Regions from separate parts of the Homo sapiens genome. Here region 1 is linked to region 2. Evidence: chromatin loops called from intact Hi-C (ENCODE). Cell type or tissue: PC-3. All regions are shown on one strand. Links, peaks and the distances in the headings refer to the core of each region. The heading gives the core; the rest is flanking DNA. Region 1 overlaps ISM1 (isthmin 1). Region 2 has its middle 18 kb from the start of LINC01722.

What was found. Peaks named below come from ENCODE experiments on the same cell type or tissue, not always from the same donor. Only the 100,000 strongest peaks of a DNase experiment are listed, where the experiment ranks them.
Region 1: it touches region 2 in a loop (16-fold over the local background); 12 of 110 quality-filtered maps call a loop at or near these places.

Annotation. Positions count from the first base shown.
Region 1 is chr20:13,298,752-13,307,089 of GRCh38, reverse strand. ISM1 (isthmin 1) reads right to left here. Exons shown (of 6, transcript NM_080826.2): 6 at 6,439-8,148. The coding sequence ends at 7,631. It also overlaps a transcript of TASP1 not described here. Among named protein-coding and RNA genes, the nearest start is that of ISM1-AS1, 63 kb to the right of the region's middle. In PC-3, for the core only: CTCF peaks have their summits at 4,064 and 4,265 (motif pointing right); a DNase peak (open chromatin) is centred at 4,259; H3K27me3 peaks cover 1,485 bases.
Region 2 is chr20:12,965,997-12,974,334 of GRCh38, reverse strand. No RefSeq gene overlaps it. Among named protein-coding and RNA genes, the nearest start is that of LINC01722, 18 kb to the right of the region's middle. RefSeq lists a silencer at 7,520-7,814. In PC-3, for the core only: CTCF peaks have their summits at 3,877 (motif pointing left) and 7,658 (motif pointing right); DNase peaks (open chromatin) are centred at 3,884, 4,894 and 7,664; H3K4me3 peaks cover 373 bases; H3K27ac peaks cover 1,653 bases.

The sequences.
Region 1 (8,338 bases), core at 42-8,041, 330 kb before region 2:
GTAGTGTGAACAAGCCTTTATCTTTCTGGCACTGGATCAGCTGCTTTTGTTCTTTCTCTCTCCCTCCAATATCCTGTAATAGCAGGAGGGAGCCCTCAAGAGGGATTCAAATGTGGTCTTTTTCCTGAAACACAGAGCAGGTGGCCTTGGGCTCCACTCTCTAGGATCCCCAGGTGAGGATCCTGACATGTTCTTGACAGGAGATTCTGTCCTCTGTAGCCACCAGCATGGGACACCTCGTTCTTTCTTGACCAGAGTCCCCATCCCTTGGCTCTGAGACTTCAAACCTTTAGGAATCCCTTCCTGGTCTCTGCTGGGTCCTGACAGCTCTAAGGGAGGATTTTTGAAGGTTCTTTGGGAAAAGTCAAGTCAGTGGTATGAGTCTCTCTTGTCTTCCCTTTGCAAAGACCTCCCTTTACTTATGTTGATAACACAGAGAGTGAGTGACTTTAGAGGCCCCTTAGAGAATTTTGTCCTGGAAGTCTTTGTTTTATTTTCTTTGCTTTTTTTTTTTTTTTTTTTTTTGTCCTTTCTCCTTCTCCATTTGCTGAGCTCTCCAAAGGTGAAAACAGACAAACAAACAAACAAAAAACACCACCAAAATCTGGTAGAGAGGGAAATAAAGAAGGGTATAACTAGACAAAGCAAAACCGCATGTCTAATGGTGTAAAAATTTAAAGTGGTGCTTGTTAAAATTTGCTAACATTCCCTTTTACTAAAGAACTAAAAGTGTACTTCATTTAGACTGTTCTCTTCCATGGCAAATAAACCTGATTTAGCTATGACCTTTGTGAAAAATAAACTAAACAACATAGAAAAAAAATTCCTTTTTCTTTTTTAAAAGTCAGGCTTGAAATTTTTATATCCTTTGAGTCATATTCTTGAAGCAATTGGCTGATTAATTCAAGAAATGTTACTTTCCCAATTCAAATATGACATTTTGAAAATCATCCATGAATTACATGCCTCAAGAATGAAAGGCTTTTCTGTGCCATTTAAAAGGTTTTTTTCATTTTGAGGGCAATCGTGAATATCTATAAGGGCACATTTATTACTCCCAGAACAGATAGAAAATTAGCAAAGTCATAAAATTCTTACCCAGCTTTGCTATTGCAGCTGTGTCTCAATCCAGTGCCCCACTCATTCCCCTGCCACTAAAATGGTTGAGGATGATGTTATTTTTGCCATTACAGGCAAGGCACTGGTCTTTTTAGCTTGGTTTTTTAAATCTCTACACAGAAATTAAAAAGAAAAAAGGTATGCATTTAAACTTTGTTCTTTTGGTGGGATTCAACCAAGAATTGCTAGTCTCATAAATTCGTTCCTTAAAAATCTTACCTTCTGATCCTGGAATATGTCCCTCTCCTTCTACTCTCATATGGTAAACCAATACTAAGCCTCAGAAAAACAACTGGCTGTAAACTTTCTGCCTTAATTTACACTACTGTATGCAGGACCTGTAGACATGGATGTATGTTTCTGTATATACCCACCCAGTAATTACTGAGGCAAGCCTTTAATTTGTCCGAAATTGTGCAGGCATAATGGGACGACCCACACATTTTTCCATTGGAAATTGTAAATGAATGACAAACAGAGAACTCCGCCCTAATCCCCGCCCCACAACACTTCCTGGGAAGCTTATTCATAACTCTTTGTGTGTCGGGATGGAATTGACACTCACAGGGGTTTTGATCACTATTGCTCACTTGATTTGAGCAGTCCCACTCCAAGTGTGGTCCTCAGAGTAGTACGGGTCTGTAGTCAGCAAGGAAATTAATTCTAAAATTATGGAAAAGTACTTAAAAATGTTAGAGGCATTTGGCAGATTAATTTTCTGTCTGTTGAATCTAATAATAAAAATTAAGGGTTTTTTTTTTTTTTTTTTTTAACAACTCAACGGTATTAAAATCTAGTAGAGTTCCTGTCTCTGGCCAGAATGAGATTGACTCTTCTTTGGTAGATTTATCACCCATAGCAAAACCATCTTCAGATGTGCACAATGAAATAAGTGCTATTCAAATAATACTATGTTATTATCAAATATTAAATATCAAATATTAACAATAATATTTGAATAGCACTTAATAAGTATTTAAGCGTGAAGTGATGTCTTGGTTTGGGGTCCCCTGGAAGCACACTCTGAGAGATGGCGCTGAGCAAGCTGCTTATTTGGTAGAAGATTCCAGCGAGTACTAGTAGGGAAGTGGGGAAGAGAGATGGGGAAGGCAAGGAAGCTAATAAAGTGTGTGTTTTCAAGTAGGTGACTGCTATAGGCAACTGGAACTCAATCCCACTGGGAGCTCGTGGACTGGTATAAAACACACTTCACAATGGCCCCACTCGAGGGGTGAGGGAGTTGGGGTATTCATTGACCAATGAGTGGAGTCTTATGGGTTTACTGATTCCCCCAAGATCACCAAACAGTTGACTGACAGGCACTCAGTCTGTTGACTCCCAGCACTTCCAGTCTTCTGTGCAAGCTCACTGGGCTCCACGATGATGGAAAAAGCCATCAGGCAAAGACATGTGGGAGCTGCTGCTTGAAAGTTGGGCTGGTTTGAACAGATATGGAAAGTGCTGAGGGGATGCTTGGGACAGCAAAAGCACTGGACAATGGGTAGTTTGGACAGGTGGACTTACCCCAATTTATAGACAAGGAAAATGGGGTCCAGCTTAGCACTATAGTACAATGTGGAAGACAGTGGGGGAGTGAGAAGGACCTCTCCCCATGACCGCCCACTTTGATTCCACCCAGAGCCTCTTCTGCTGCCTTTCTTTCCTGTCTTGTGGATTGGGTAGTTGGCAGAGACTGACTGGGTGCTCATGCAGCCATCTCTGCTTCCTGGACCCCTCATCTGGACTTCATTTCCCAGTCTCCCTTGCAGAAGGATGTGTCATGTAGCAGAGCTGAGGAGAGTGACTGGAAGCATTGGACAGTACTTCACTGCTGAACCTACAAAAAACTTTACAAGTTTTCTCCCTGCTTTCTACCTTTTGAACAGACTGGGATTGAGATGACCCCAGGGCATCCTAGAAAGTCATACCTTGATGGTGGCAGAGCCACAAGATGGAAGGAGTCTGGGTCCCTGGGTTGTCACTTAGAGGTGGGCCACTTGGCTAGAAACATACTCTTTAGAGTTTTTTTGGGTTAAGCCACTGTGATTTTGAGGATTATTTGTTACAGCAACCAGCATCACCTTAAATAATGTAACATCATACATGTGTGATCAAAAACTTGACTTTATATCACTTACCATAATCTCAGATTCTGCACTTATTTACTTATCCACTATCTCCCCTCCAAGAGGAGGGACTTTGATTTGTACACCGCTGTATCCCTGGTATCTGGCGTATGTATATGCTCAATAAATATTTGGCAAATGACTAAATGCCAATGTATTAACTTGTCTGACAACTCCCAGCAGGCAAGTGAGAGAGTCAGGATTGGAGTCCAGGCCCACTGAACCCTCAAACTCTTAAGCCCTCTGCACATTGCCTGACTATGCATGCCAGGTGCAGTGCTGGAACCTGGGCATGTAGGAAGGTTAGGTGCCTGTTATGTTGCCCCTGAGCTCTACCTAACAGGCAGCAGTTAGCACAGGGCTTATGTGTGGTGGGAAAAGCAGACCCATCTTTGTTTTCACCCATGGATCAGGCTATCTTTTAGAAATGTTGAGCTTTGTGACTTACCCAACCTGAGCAAGGGCTCAGCTATAGAACCACAAAATCCTTTTATGGACTATGAGATAACTGGGCAAAATACATAGAGATAAAGCCAGATCCTCTTTGAACAATCTAAGCAAAGGCAGTGAGTCACAGAAAAGCATGGATCCAGCAGACCTTGGGATGAGTTAGGAGGAGAGGAGAGCACAGGCGTTAGGTTTAAGAGCCTGGGCTTTGGTGATCAGACACTGCTGGCTTCAAGGAGCTCTGTCATTTACCAAGTGGTCTGACCTTGAACAAGTTAGCTAACCTTGTTGGGCTTCTTTTCCTTATCTATAGACTGGATGTAATAATGCCGGTCTCCTGTGGTAAAATGATTAACACAGAGACACAAAGTGTGGGCTCAGAAGATGGTGGCTTGTATAGTAGCTGTTCTTTAATCCCCGGCGTTAAGACAGAGAACTCTACCCTCTTGGCCACTAAGACATAAAGACTGAGGTGCTTGGGAGACTATAATCATGGCGGTTACATGAACTGGGTCCGAAGAGAAAGCTATAGGCTGCCCTGGCCTCTCCTTTACCCTTCCCATGTGCAGCCACTAGAGGGCCGTGGGCATCTCTGTTTACCACTGTTGTGTTCAGATGTGGCACCCAGGATGCCCACTGAATTACTAGAACTCTCTTTCCAGGGGAAGGCAAAAGAGCAGTGCACTCAAAGAGAAAAATTTGAGCAGCTACTGCGGGGTCATATTTACAAGGACTGCAACGAGACTGCAGACATTCCTTAGAATTCCACAGAATTTTCTGTGGAAGTGGCCTTGCTCATTCCTTACTCTGCTGCAGGCAAAGCTGGCCCTTGAGCAGATGATCTACTGCCCACTGAGTGAACTGCCTGGGGTTGCCCTGGCACCAGCTTGGGGCCCTGTGTTGAATGAGATAAGGGTCTCCTAGTCTTATTAGACAACCTAGGCATGAGGTCTTGATTTCCGAAGATCACTCATTGGCCCACTAAAGCATTGGGACTGAAAATTAGCTCATCCTAATAGAGGTGGATTATAGTTCAGCAAATTTCCAGAGGTTTGGAACCATCTGATGATGCATGGGAGACCAGGGTGTTCTCAGTAGGCAGAGTCCTGGAGCCCTCCCCTCCAATTTACCCCACCTTCCAACTCTCAGTTCATTAGGTCAGCAAGGTCTGATATTAAAAGGCAAATAGCTCATGGACAGCATGGCTCACATTAGTCATTTTCACCGTAGTAAGAAAGCTCTCTGTTCTCTTTGAGATTTCACTCTAAATCCTTAACAAAAATACCTTAGACATGGCTCCATAACTTGCCACTCTTGTTCCTCTGCTCATCACCTTAAACTCCCGGTTTTCAGAAAACACCAAGTACTTACCTATTTCTTTGCTTTTCTCCATACTATTTTCTTATTACAAATACACCCACTTCCCCTTGCTCTTTTATGCTTTATAAAATCCCACTCCTTCATTAGAACCAACAGATACTTCCCTGATTTCTGCCTCTATTTCTTCATAGTACTTTGTGCTTACACTTAACAAACACATCAGAGGGTTTTGTCCTATACATTTTTGTCTCTCCTGATCACCCAGTTGAGCTGTTCATGTGACTAATCTCCAGCCTCTGCTTGAATACCTGTCCTGACAGGATACTCACCACCTCAAAGGCAATGCATTCCATTGCCAGCCAATTCTCTTTGCAAAAAAAATTTCCTCATTATTATAAACCAAATCTATATGCCTGATACACGGACGCATTGATTCTCTTCCTACTAGTTCAGTTCATCTGTAGCAAAAAATTGCTTCAGATGTGAATAAGTCTTCTCATTCCGTGATTAGACACAGATCTTAAATATAAATATTCTGAGAATGGGCAATACCTTCTAAGGTGTAAATAATTCATTGTAAGGTGTAAATGTCTGGGCATGGTGTTTCATGCTTGTAATCCCAGTGCTTTGGGAGGCCAAGGCAGGCAGAACACTTGAGGCCAGGAGTTCAAGACCAGCCTGGCCAACATGGTGAAACCTTATCTCTCCTAAAAATACAAGAGTTAGCCAGGCGTGGTGGCACATGCCTGTAATCCCAGCTACTCGGGAGGCTGAGGCACGAGAATCGCTTGAACTCAGGAGGCGGAAGTTGTGGTGAGTCAAGATCACGTCACTGCACTCCAGCTTGGGGGACAGAGTGAGACTGTCTCAAAAAAAAAATGTGTAAATGACTGGTAAAAAGTTTTCCATAAGAATAGAATTGTGTCAGGATAACTTAAGGGTGGGGTTAGGAATGCCAAAGGTACCGGGAATATAAGGACTTCAAAAATGTGCTACAGTAGAGAGAATACTAGGCTAGGAAATGAAAGATGGGTCCAATGTCTTTATGTTTTCTGAGCTTTGATTTTCTCATCGGGAAAAGGAATACTTTTCATGATGAGTAGTTCTACTTATAATTGTAATTGCAGAATTTTCTGTGGAAGTGGCCCTGCTCATCTGGGCTGTCTTAAGCCTTTGCTCTGGTTTGGCTTCCTTAGGTCTGGGCGGGCAAAAAGTCACACATGTGTCAATGGGCCTCAGCCTCCTGGGGGTTGGGTAGACGATTTTGGTGCCAAGGATGCCATGACTTACACCACCCACAATCATGTCAATCAATGAATGAGCCTTTTATTCCCACCTGGGTTGAAATTTTCTTTCCCCTGCCTTGAAGTCTTGCTTCACACGGGCTATTTATGGCATTTGTATCATAAATGAAGGATGCAGGTAACACCTTTTATTATGATTTTATTATATACTCTCTTTTACTAGAATTTTGCAAAGTAAAATATTGAATAAGAACCAACTTTATTTTTCCTAAGTTCTACCCCATAGGACCAGGTCATATTAACAATTGCTTGATGCACAATAATCCGTGACTCAATAAATACTTTACAAAAATAATGCAGTTTTTTTTGTTTTCTTAAAACATAAAAAACTAAGATTCCCCAGATTGACCCTCCCCCCCTTTTATATTTATTTATTGGGGATATATTGGTAGATGAAAAAATTGTTAAAATAGTATTAAAATAGGTGAAATGCGGTCCATTATCTTTTTCCCATTTGTTTTGTTGTTTTCCTTTGGAAAAGTGCTACTTCTTGTTTTTACATCTGAACTTGGCTGCAGTCTTCTGAACCTGCTAGGACATGAGCAGAAATTCTACTGTTTTGGGGCCGTTTAGCAGAATGATAGCATTATGATAATATTGATCTTTTATTTTAAAGCCTATTTAAAACCAGTCCTCAGCTTTGTCCCTAAAATATCATATTCCCTACCCAGTCTGAAGAAGAGACTTTTGGAATCTGAGACTCCAGCAAGGTGCCTCATGACCAAATAACATTTGGTTTAAGGTGGGCGTTTACATGTTTTGATATATTTCCATTGCATTATTTTTAAAGAAATAAATTCCAAAATTCCCTTTCTCTTCCACTTCCCTAAGTCTCTTTCTTTCTGATCTCTCACAGACGTGATTAGTTTCACCACAACTCCAGAGAAAAGGTTACGCTTAATTAAGTCACATTTGTATTAAATAAGTTATATATAAAAACTGCTTATAACGTTTACAACCTCAGTCTCTTTCCCCCTTTGCCTCTCTTTGAAACTCTGGATCCGGGTGTGAATTGAGTCGCACCCACTGTGGCTTCCAGGTTCTTCTTCTGGCTTCCAAGTTGTCCCCATCCTTCTGCCCACATCGCTCCCCAGGGGCACTTTCAAGGAGCTCTGCAGATGGCGAGGGCGGCTTCACAAGGCAGTCCCCTGGGCGTGGCACACGCCCCTAGCGTAATGTATGAGAAATACTCATGTGGTATATACAAATATACACGACCGCAGCTATGAAGGTCTCGGCGCCAGTCGGCACGTCAGTGCAGCACGTGTGTGCTCCAGAACCAGAGGCAGCGTCCTCCACCTCATCCCAGTCTCTTTAATATTCCCTGGCCTCTTGGAACTGCTTGATGTAGTCCTCGTCCGAGGGGCTCTCTGTGCACTTCTGTCCGTTGTTGGGAGGCCGGGCCTCGTTATACCTGCTCCAGTCACCCTTGCAGATAATCCAGGGCAGGACGTCCACCTTGTAGTGGAGCTCCGCGGAGAACTCGGTGCTGATGAGGTTGGGCGTGCCCGCCCCCTTGCCCCTGGTGATGAGCTGCATGTTGTCGCCGTAGCAGCAGTGCTGTGCCGCCAGCGTGGTGCTCTCCAGGGACAGCATGGAGCGGATGCAGTACCGGGCAGTGGGCTTGTAGATCTCCAGCTTCTCCTTGGGCCCGCTGGCGTCCTTCCAGCGGAAGTCCTTGCGCTTGATGCGGTCGAAGATGTCGGCCGTGCTGTAGGCCACCTCAGTGGGGTAGGAGCAGGGGCAGCTGGGCAGGTCATTCATCACCTTGTGCATGTACTTCTTTAAGAACTCGCTTTTGCAGCTCATCCAGCGCTCACAGCTGTCTGTGTCTGGAAAAGGCCAAAGAGAAACCCTCTCACCGCGTGTACAACCGGCCCACAGGAGGTGCTTCAAGGAGCATGTGACACCAGGCTGCTCCTGAGGGCCCGCAGGAGGACACTAAAGTCAACAACTCCCTGAAGTCAACAACTCCTGTCCTAGAGCCAGACACCCCTGCAGCCCCCTGGCACCATCAGAAGT
Region 2 (8,338 bases), core at 184-8,183:
AAGGAAAACTACAACATACTTTTGAAAGAAATTTTAGATAACACAAACAAATGGAAATATATCCCATGGTCATGGATGAATAGAATCAATATTGTGAAAATGACCATATTGCCAGTAGCAATCTATAAATTCAATGCAATTCCCATCAAAATACCACCATCATTCTTCACAGAACTAGGAAAAAAAAATTCTAAAATTCACATGGCACCAAAAAGGAGCCTGCATAGCCAAAGCAAGACTAAGCAAAAAGAACAAATCTGGAGTCATCACATTACCTGACTTCAAACTATACTGTAAGACCATAGTCACCAAAACAGCATGGTACTGGTATAATAGGCACATAGACCAATGAAACATAATAGATAACCCAGAAATAAAGGCAAATACTTACAACCAACTCATCTTTGACAAAGCAAATATAAACATGAAGTAGGGGAAGGACACCCTAGTCAACGAATGGTACTGAGATACTTGACAAGCCACATGTAGAAGAATGAAACTGGATCCTCATCTCTCATGGGATATAAAGATCAACTCAAGATGGATGAAAGACTTAAATCTAAGACCTTAAACCATAAAAATTCTAGAAGATAACATTGGAAACACCCTTCTGGACATTGGCTTATTCAAAGACTTCATGACCAAGAACCCCAAAGCAAATGCAACAAAAACAAAGATAAATAGTTGGACTTAATTGAACTAAAAAACTTCTGCACAACAAAAGAAACAATCAGCAGAGTAAACAGACAACCCACAGAATGTGAGAAGATCTTCCCAATCTATACATCCCACAAAGGACTAATATCCAGAATCTACAAGGGACTCAAACAAATAAGCAAGAATAAAACAAACAATCCCATCAAAAAGTGGGCTAAGGACATGAATAGATAATTCTCAGAAGAAGATATGCAAGTGCCCAACAAACATATGAAAAATGCTCAATATCACTAATGATCAGGGAAATGCAAATCAAAACCACAATGCGATATCACCTTATTCCTGCAAGAATGGCCATAATAAAAAAATCAAAAAATAATAGATGTTGGAGGGAATGTGGTGAAAAAGGAACACTTTTACACTGCTGATGGGAATGTAAACTAGTACAAACACTATGGAAAACAGTGTAAATATTCCTTAAAGAACTAAAAAGCAGAGTTACCATTTGAACCAGCAATCCCACTACAGGGTATCTACACAAAGGAAAATGAGTCATTATATGAAAAAGATATTTGCTCATGCATGTTTATAGCAGCACAATTCCCAATTGCAAAAATGTAAAACCAGCCCAAATGCCCATCAATCAATGATTGGATAAAGAAATTGTGATATGTCTATATCTGTACCTATCTATATACCATGGAATACTACTCAGACATAAAATTGAACAAAATAATGGCATTCACAGCAACCTGGATGAAACTGGAAACCATTATTTTAAGTGCAGTAACTCAGGAATGGAAAACCAAACATCAGATATTCTCAATCATAAGTGGAAGCTAAGCTATGAGGTTGCAAACACGTAAGAATGATACAACAGACTTTGGGGACTTGGGGGACAAGGTGGGAGGGGGTGAGGGATAAAAGACTACACATTGGATACAGTGTACACTGCTCGGGTAATGGATGCACCAAAATCTCAGAAATCACCACTAAAGAAACTTAGTTATGTAACCAAACACTACTTGTCCCCCAAAAACCTATTGAAGTAAAGAAAAAAAACCACAGTGAGATACCATCTCACACTAGGCAAAATGGCTATTATTAAAAAGTCAAAAAATAACAGATGCTGAGGAGGTTGCAGAGAAAAGGAAATGCTTACACACTGTTGGTGGAAGTGTAAATTGGTCCAACCATTGTGGAAAGCAGTGTGGCAATTCCTCAAAGGGCTAAAACCAGAACCACTATTCGGCCAAGCAATCTCATTATTGGGTATATACCCAGAGGAATATAAATTGTTCCATTATAAAGACACATGCATGCATATTTCACTGCAGCAGTATTCACAATAGCCAAGATATTGAATCAACTTAAATACCCTTCAATGATAGACTGGATAAAGAAAATGTGGTATGTATACACCATGGAATATGATGCAGCCATAAAGAGAATGAGACCATGTCTTTCACAGGAACATAGATGGAGCTGGAGGCCATTATCCTTAGCAAACTAACAGGAATAGAAAACCAAATTCTGCATGTTCTCATGTAAAAGAGGGAGCTAAATGATGAGAACACATTGACACAAAGAGGGGAAAAATAGACACTGGGGCCTACCTGAGGGTGAAGGGTTGGAGGAGGGAGAGGAGCAGAAAAATATAACTATTGGGTACTAGGTTTAGTACCTGGGCTAAGAAATAACCTGTACAATAAACCCCCATGACACAAGTTTACCTATATAACAGACATGCACATGTACCCCTGAACCTAAAATAAAATTTTTTTTAAAAAAGAAAAAATAATACATTACACCCATCATAGAAGAGTGAATGGTGGAGGTGATCATTTATTTTGGACTTTTATTACTGGTTCCATTCAAACCTAGAAATGCAGCTCAGTTCTGTCCTGGACATTCACTGTCTTTGTTCCTACTAATAGCTACCTGTATTTCCAATTCTGACTATGTAGTTTTAACCAGGAGGCCAAAGGCACATGGCAGCTCTAAATGATTGAAGCGGATGATTTGAGAGTCTGTCGTAGCCTACTGGAAGAGGGAGTTTATACTTTTTCAAGGAAGTTTTTTGTTTGTATAAATTTCCACAGAGATTATTTAAAACTAGTTATTTAGAAAGTTTTCAGGCCCATTTACCAGATACCACTTTGTATCAAATGCAGAAGTAGTAAAGGGAATTTTTTCAAAAGGAAAGAATGAAAGAAAAAAACAGGACTCTAGAATCAGACAGACTTGTGTTTCTGTCTCACTCATTCATTCTAAGACCCTGAACGAGTTTCTGAATACTTTCTGAGCTCAAATTTTCCTCATTTATCAAGTGAAGGTGATAGCAACTTCACTGTCTTGTGACAATTAGATGAAAAAAAGTAAGTACTCAAAATAGGTTAGAGTTTTCCTCTTTTCTCTAGTACTGCACACTGATCCACAAGTCCAACTTTGTTCTTTCTAATAACTGTTATCAGTGTAAAATGTAAAAGATGTTGAGGAGGACATTCATCATCGCTCCATCTTGATGACAATGAACCAAACCTAAGGACAAAGTGAGTTAAATGCCAACCTTCTAAAAAGGGCTGCAAACCACTGGGTCCAGTCCCTGCCCTGGGCTGGCCACGAGGAGACACATCCTCTGTACTATCCCTAAAGGTCTCTGCAGTCCCCTTCCCAGCATGTGAAAGAATAGAGAGAAGTGGGGGGTTCACAGGAAGAGTGAGTTTCAACCTGATGAAGCAAGAGTTCATGGCAAAGATGCCTTCTCATCTCTAAAGCCACGTGATGGGAATCCCTCATAAGGCTGGGGGTGCCTGGGAAAAGGAAAGGTAGGATCTCATTCCCAAATGGACATCTCCGAAGGCATGCAGGATTACTCACCTGCCCCAGAGCATAACTGAGGAAGGGGAGAAAGGATGGGACAGGAGAGAGAGCAAGGACCAATGGTGGAGATCCGTGTACACCCACACTTGGAATGCAGTTCCCTGGGTGGTGTCACAGAAAGGAGCCAGTTTGGGTTATCCTGTGAAATCTTCACTGAAGATGGCTGAGAACAGGCATGAAGAGCTCCCAGGGCAAGCAGCTGCTGTGGTCTCTGTACCTAATCCTGAGGGGTCGTGAGCTTCTCAGACTTTTTCTTGGTCATAAAAGTGAAAAAATGTAGTTGTTTCAAGGGCCAGGAAAATTCAAAATGACTAAGCTTAGGCTGACATCTTGTGGCTCAGCCTGAAATAGGTGCTTCACTAAGAAATTATTTGTCAAGACTGGCAAAGAGAGGTGGCCTGCGAACAGAGAAAAAGACATCAAAACCCACTTATTATTTTGGACAATATGATGCTATCCTTTAATGTATTTTAAAGGATATCTGTGAGAAACAGAATATTTAACTACAGATTTAAATTTATTTTTGGCTAATACACATGGCCTAGACAATTACTGAAAAAACGACTTATTCTGCTTCCAATCCATTTCCAGCATGAGAGGTCCCCTTTCCTTTGCTGTCCAGTGGTCTACAAGCTGACCCCTCTGTGATGTCAGCAGGTATTCTGAGAACCCTGAGGAGTGCTGGAATGTTCCATGTGCCCATCTGTGCCCTCAACACATCATGCTCCAGACTGAGGCGCCATCTATCTCCTTCTTCAGGTCTGTGACCCCTCCTTTTTTTTTTTTTTTTTTTTTTTGAGATAGATTCCCATCACCCAGGCTGGAGTGTAGTGGTATGATCTTGGCTCACTCTGCCTCCCAGGTTCAAGAAATTCTCCTGCCTCAGCCTCCTGAGTAGCTGGGGTTACAGGCATGCACCACCTCACCAGCTAATTTTTGTATTTTTAGTAGAGACAGGGTTTCACCATGTTGGCCAGGCTGGTCTCGAACTCCTGGCCTCAAGTGATCTGCCCACTTTGGCCTCCCAAAATGCTGGGATTACAGGTGTGAGCCACTGCTCCTGGGCCTTCTGACCCCTTCTTCACACCATAATTATTTGCCAGGTCTGACCCACAGACCCTGGCTGAATGACAGATGAACAAATGCACTCAGACACAGGTATCTAGTGAAAGAGTGGGCTAGGAGACCAGGGCCACCCACAGACCCCAAAGAGGGTACTGTAAAGAGTCAGCAGCTGTGGCCCTGACCAGCTGGCACTGCGGGCATTTATTCAGTGTAGATTTAATGACAAAGGCCTTGAGTCAATACACTTGTGGGTAATTGCGTGGATGATTAAAGGCCCGGTTTCTGGAGATATGAGTAAACAACCTATTCTGATAAACTCCCCTGCATTCCTTTGTACCTACTTCTCGCCCTTTGCCCCAGGGTAAGAACTGCTCATTCTTCCCCGAAGCTTTGCAAAACCCCCATGGCCTTCCAAGAAGGTTTGCGTTTTTCCTACAGTTTCTCCCACCACCCTGACCAATCTCCTACAATTATTCTCTCTGGTCTGTTTTGCCAAAGAATGTGGATAAGAAGATTCCTTTAAGCTCAGTTCCAAAATGGCTATGAATTAGACACTGCTGGTACTTGAAAATAACGTAAGGAATGTAAGTACAATGTGCAAAACAGAAGCTCACAGATACAATCCCAGCTTCTCCTTGTTAAAAGAATTCCTCAGCTGCCATTTATCTCTGATTTCTCTTTGGGCACAGCTGCTAGAACACTGAAAACCTGCTGGTTTTCACATTTGTGTCCCGAAAAGAGTCCAAGTTTTTAATGTTCTCCAGAGTGAAAGAGCCCCAAGTCCTGCCTCTGGTTATTGCCAGAGGAAGGAAAACATCACTTTGCACTTTTTATTAACCTCTGCAAGGATGCACCATCCACAACCATGCCGTACGCATTTTAAGAACATTCTGATGCATTTGAATTTAGAGATTTTTGACAATATTCAGAGTTTCCCAAAGGATAATGGGCTCCTATTTGATTTACATCTCATGATGAAAGTGGTTCACAAAGAAGGTTCTTCTCAAAGCCGCGAGTCTAGCTCAAACTCCTAGTTTCAGTTTTTACTTTCAGACTTACATGAAAGGTATGTTTCAAAATGAAAGATTATTTTTTGATCTCACTGTATCACTATACACTGGTGGCAAATAGTTTAGCCTTTGTCAGCCTCCAAATGAAGACAGCAAAACTTACTTCATTTTGTGAGGATCAAATGAGATCATTTATGTGAAAACATCTTTAAACAATAAAGGATCATATAAACATGAATGTCTGCTGACTTTTTAAAAAAATCTTCTTAACTCAATGCTTCCGAAGCTAGTAAATTAGAGTTCTTTAGTTACAATGCATGGTTCTGCATAAATGCAGGAATATTGGGTGAAATGCTAAAATTACTCTTCATGCAACTTACTACTTTATTTGTGTATGTTGGGATTAATATTTTGAGACATATTGACACATTTTTCTCTTTTCTGTTTTTAACTATATTGCCTTCTCCATAGTCAGCCTGAAGCATCCATTGCCTTGGGAAGATTGGTGAAGTGGAGAGTAGGGGATGGGAGGATGAAGAGACATTAGAATTGCTATAGCAGAAATCCAAAGAGAACAACATGACTTGCAAAATTGTTGTTGTTTAATAAGAACCTTGAGAGTCAGCCTCTATTATGAGAGAAAAGATTTTCTAAGGTTCCTGTAGGCCCCATTGAGCAGACTAAGAGTTGCACCTACAGGCTGAGATCACAGGCTTTCTTCTACAGCAAAGAAGACCCCTCCTGTCTAGGACCACTAAGAGAGGAGTGGTTGGATATGCAGTGGAAGAAAGAAAAGCTCAGTGGGATAGGATAGGCTATAATACAATAAAGATGAGAGCCAAGCCTGAAGATCATCACTTTACATATCCAAAGTCAGAAAAGGAAGGAAGGCAGATATTGGAGGGAGTGAACATGTCAGTTCTTGAAGTTCTTACCCCCAGGAATGTGGCAGGTTAAGTTCATCCAGAGAGGTATAGAGTAGCCCCAGATTACTGGGGCTGCAGCCTGTTTCTTGGGCTTCTGCATAGACTCTAAGGAAGGAAGACTCTGCAGGTGGCCACTTTTAATATGGCGATGGGCAATGGTGCTCCTACAGTGGCCAAAGACTGATGTAATGGTGAGACGCATGGTCAGACATGTGTCTGATATCCCTTTCAAGACCTATTTCGCATTTGGGATCCTGGGAGGAGAAAATGTCACAGTGATAAAGGCATAAGACGAGAGGGCTTGACACTGAATGTCCTCAAGCTATCCTTAGTTCACATATGACATGAATGGGATCCAGATATACCCACATGTTCTTAAAGAGGGGAAATAGAAATAATGGTGAGAATGGTCAAGGATGTTGCAGAAAGGTTATCATGGTGGGGAAAGAAGCACCATCTTGGAATCATCTGGGTTAGGATTAGGAACTTGTACTGAGAGAGGTTCACAGCATCATTCGGAGCTAATGTATTGATGGGGGCCCAGTCAAGAGAAAGAACTGGGTTCTGTTCAGCTGTGCATTACCTGAGTGAAAGCTACCAGCAGCTGGTGAAAGCAGGGTGTGCTTGACTCTTGTCCTAGGACCAGCATGAACTCTGATGCAGCTCTGAGATGCTCCTCCCCCGTTCCCTGGCCATGAGATGCTTGTGCCCCACACCTTCCATGTCCAAATGCCCAGATGCTCTCCTGCTGAGGGCAGAGAAGGGAGAGAGTGGCACAGTCTGACAGAGTGGGTGTTTTACATAATGAATAGTTTATGCATGATTAAGATATTAAATCAGACCTAGGTTACTAGACTGGATTATGTCAATTACTCCCACTCTAAGATATAGTAACAGAGATGGCAGGGGCGTGGTGGTTTTGCTGTGCTGATGATGTTCTATTTCTTGCTCTGAGAGCTGACTCCCTGTCTTTATTTTGTGAAAAATCATGGAGATGTATATTTAAGACATTTGCACAGTCCTTTAAATATGTTAGGCTTCAACCAAAAGGTTTGAGAATTCTAATGCCTCTGAACCTACTTGTACATTCACAAGGACATACACATACAACCCAGCAGATGGCACTTATGAGAAGCCAAAAGTCCATTTTAGAGAAATAAAGATGCTGTCTTTTCTCCACACATTTGAGTGCAATGTGAGTAAATGTGTGACTTTACTTCCTGAGCTTTTGCTAAAGAAAGTGGGTCAAAAATCTGTGAACCTAGAAGACTCTCCAAATGCAGTGGCAATGATGCCATAAGGAAGAGTTCAGGCTCATTTTATATTTAATACTCTCCAAGTAGTAAGTGCTCTAGAATCAACTTCAGATGACAGAAATTAGAGATTTAGTCATTATTGTATCTGTATATTATAACTACCAGTGTGTCAGAAATTGAAACACAACTTTATATTTTATCATCATTTTTATATATTTTTAGATATAGCACATAGTTTCAAATATTCTTGGAGGCCTTAAATTAACTTTAGCTAAAATCTTCCCTGAACTGGCAGTAGTCTTATAATGCAGCAAGGTATGGTGGGAAGAAGAAAACAGAAAGAAGAAAGTGGGTCAAGTCCATACCTCTTGGTGTGACATTAGTTGAACTACGTAACCTCTCAGGATGCTTCTTCACCATTGAAATAATCCTCACATCTGCACACCCGGCAGCCTTGTGGTGAGAACAAAGGAGATGCTGTGTGCCTAAGTCCTTTGCAAACTGCATTCACAGGACGCCTCTTGATCATTGCAAATCTGTC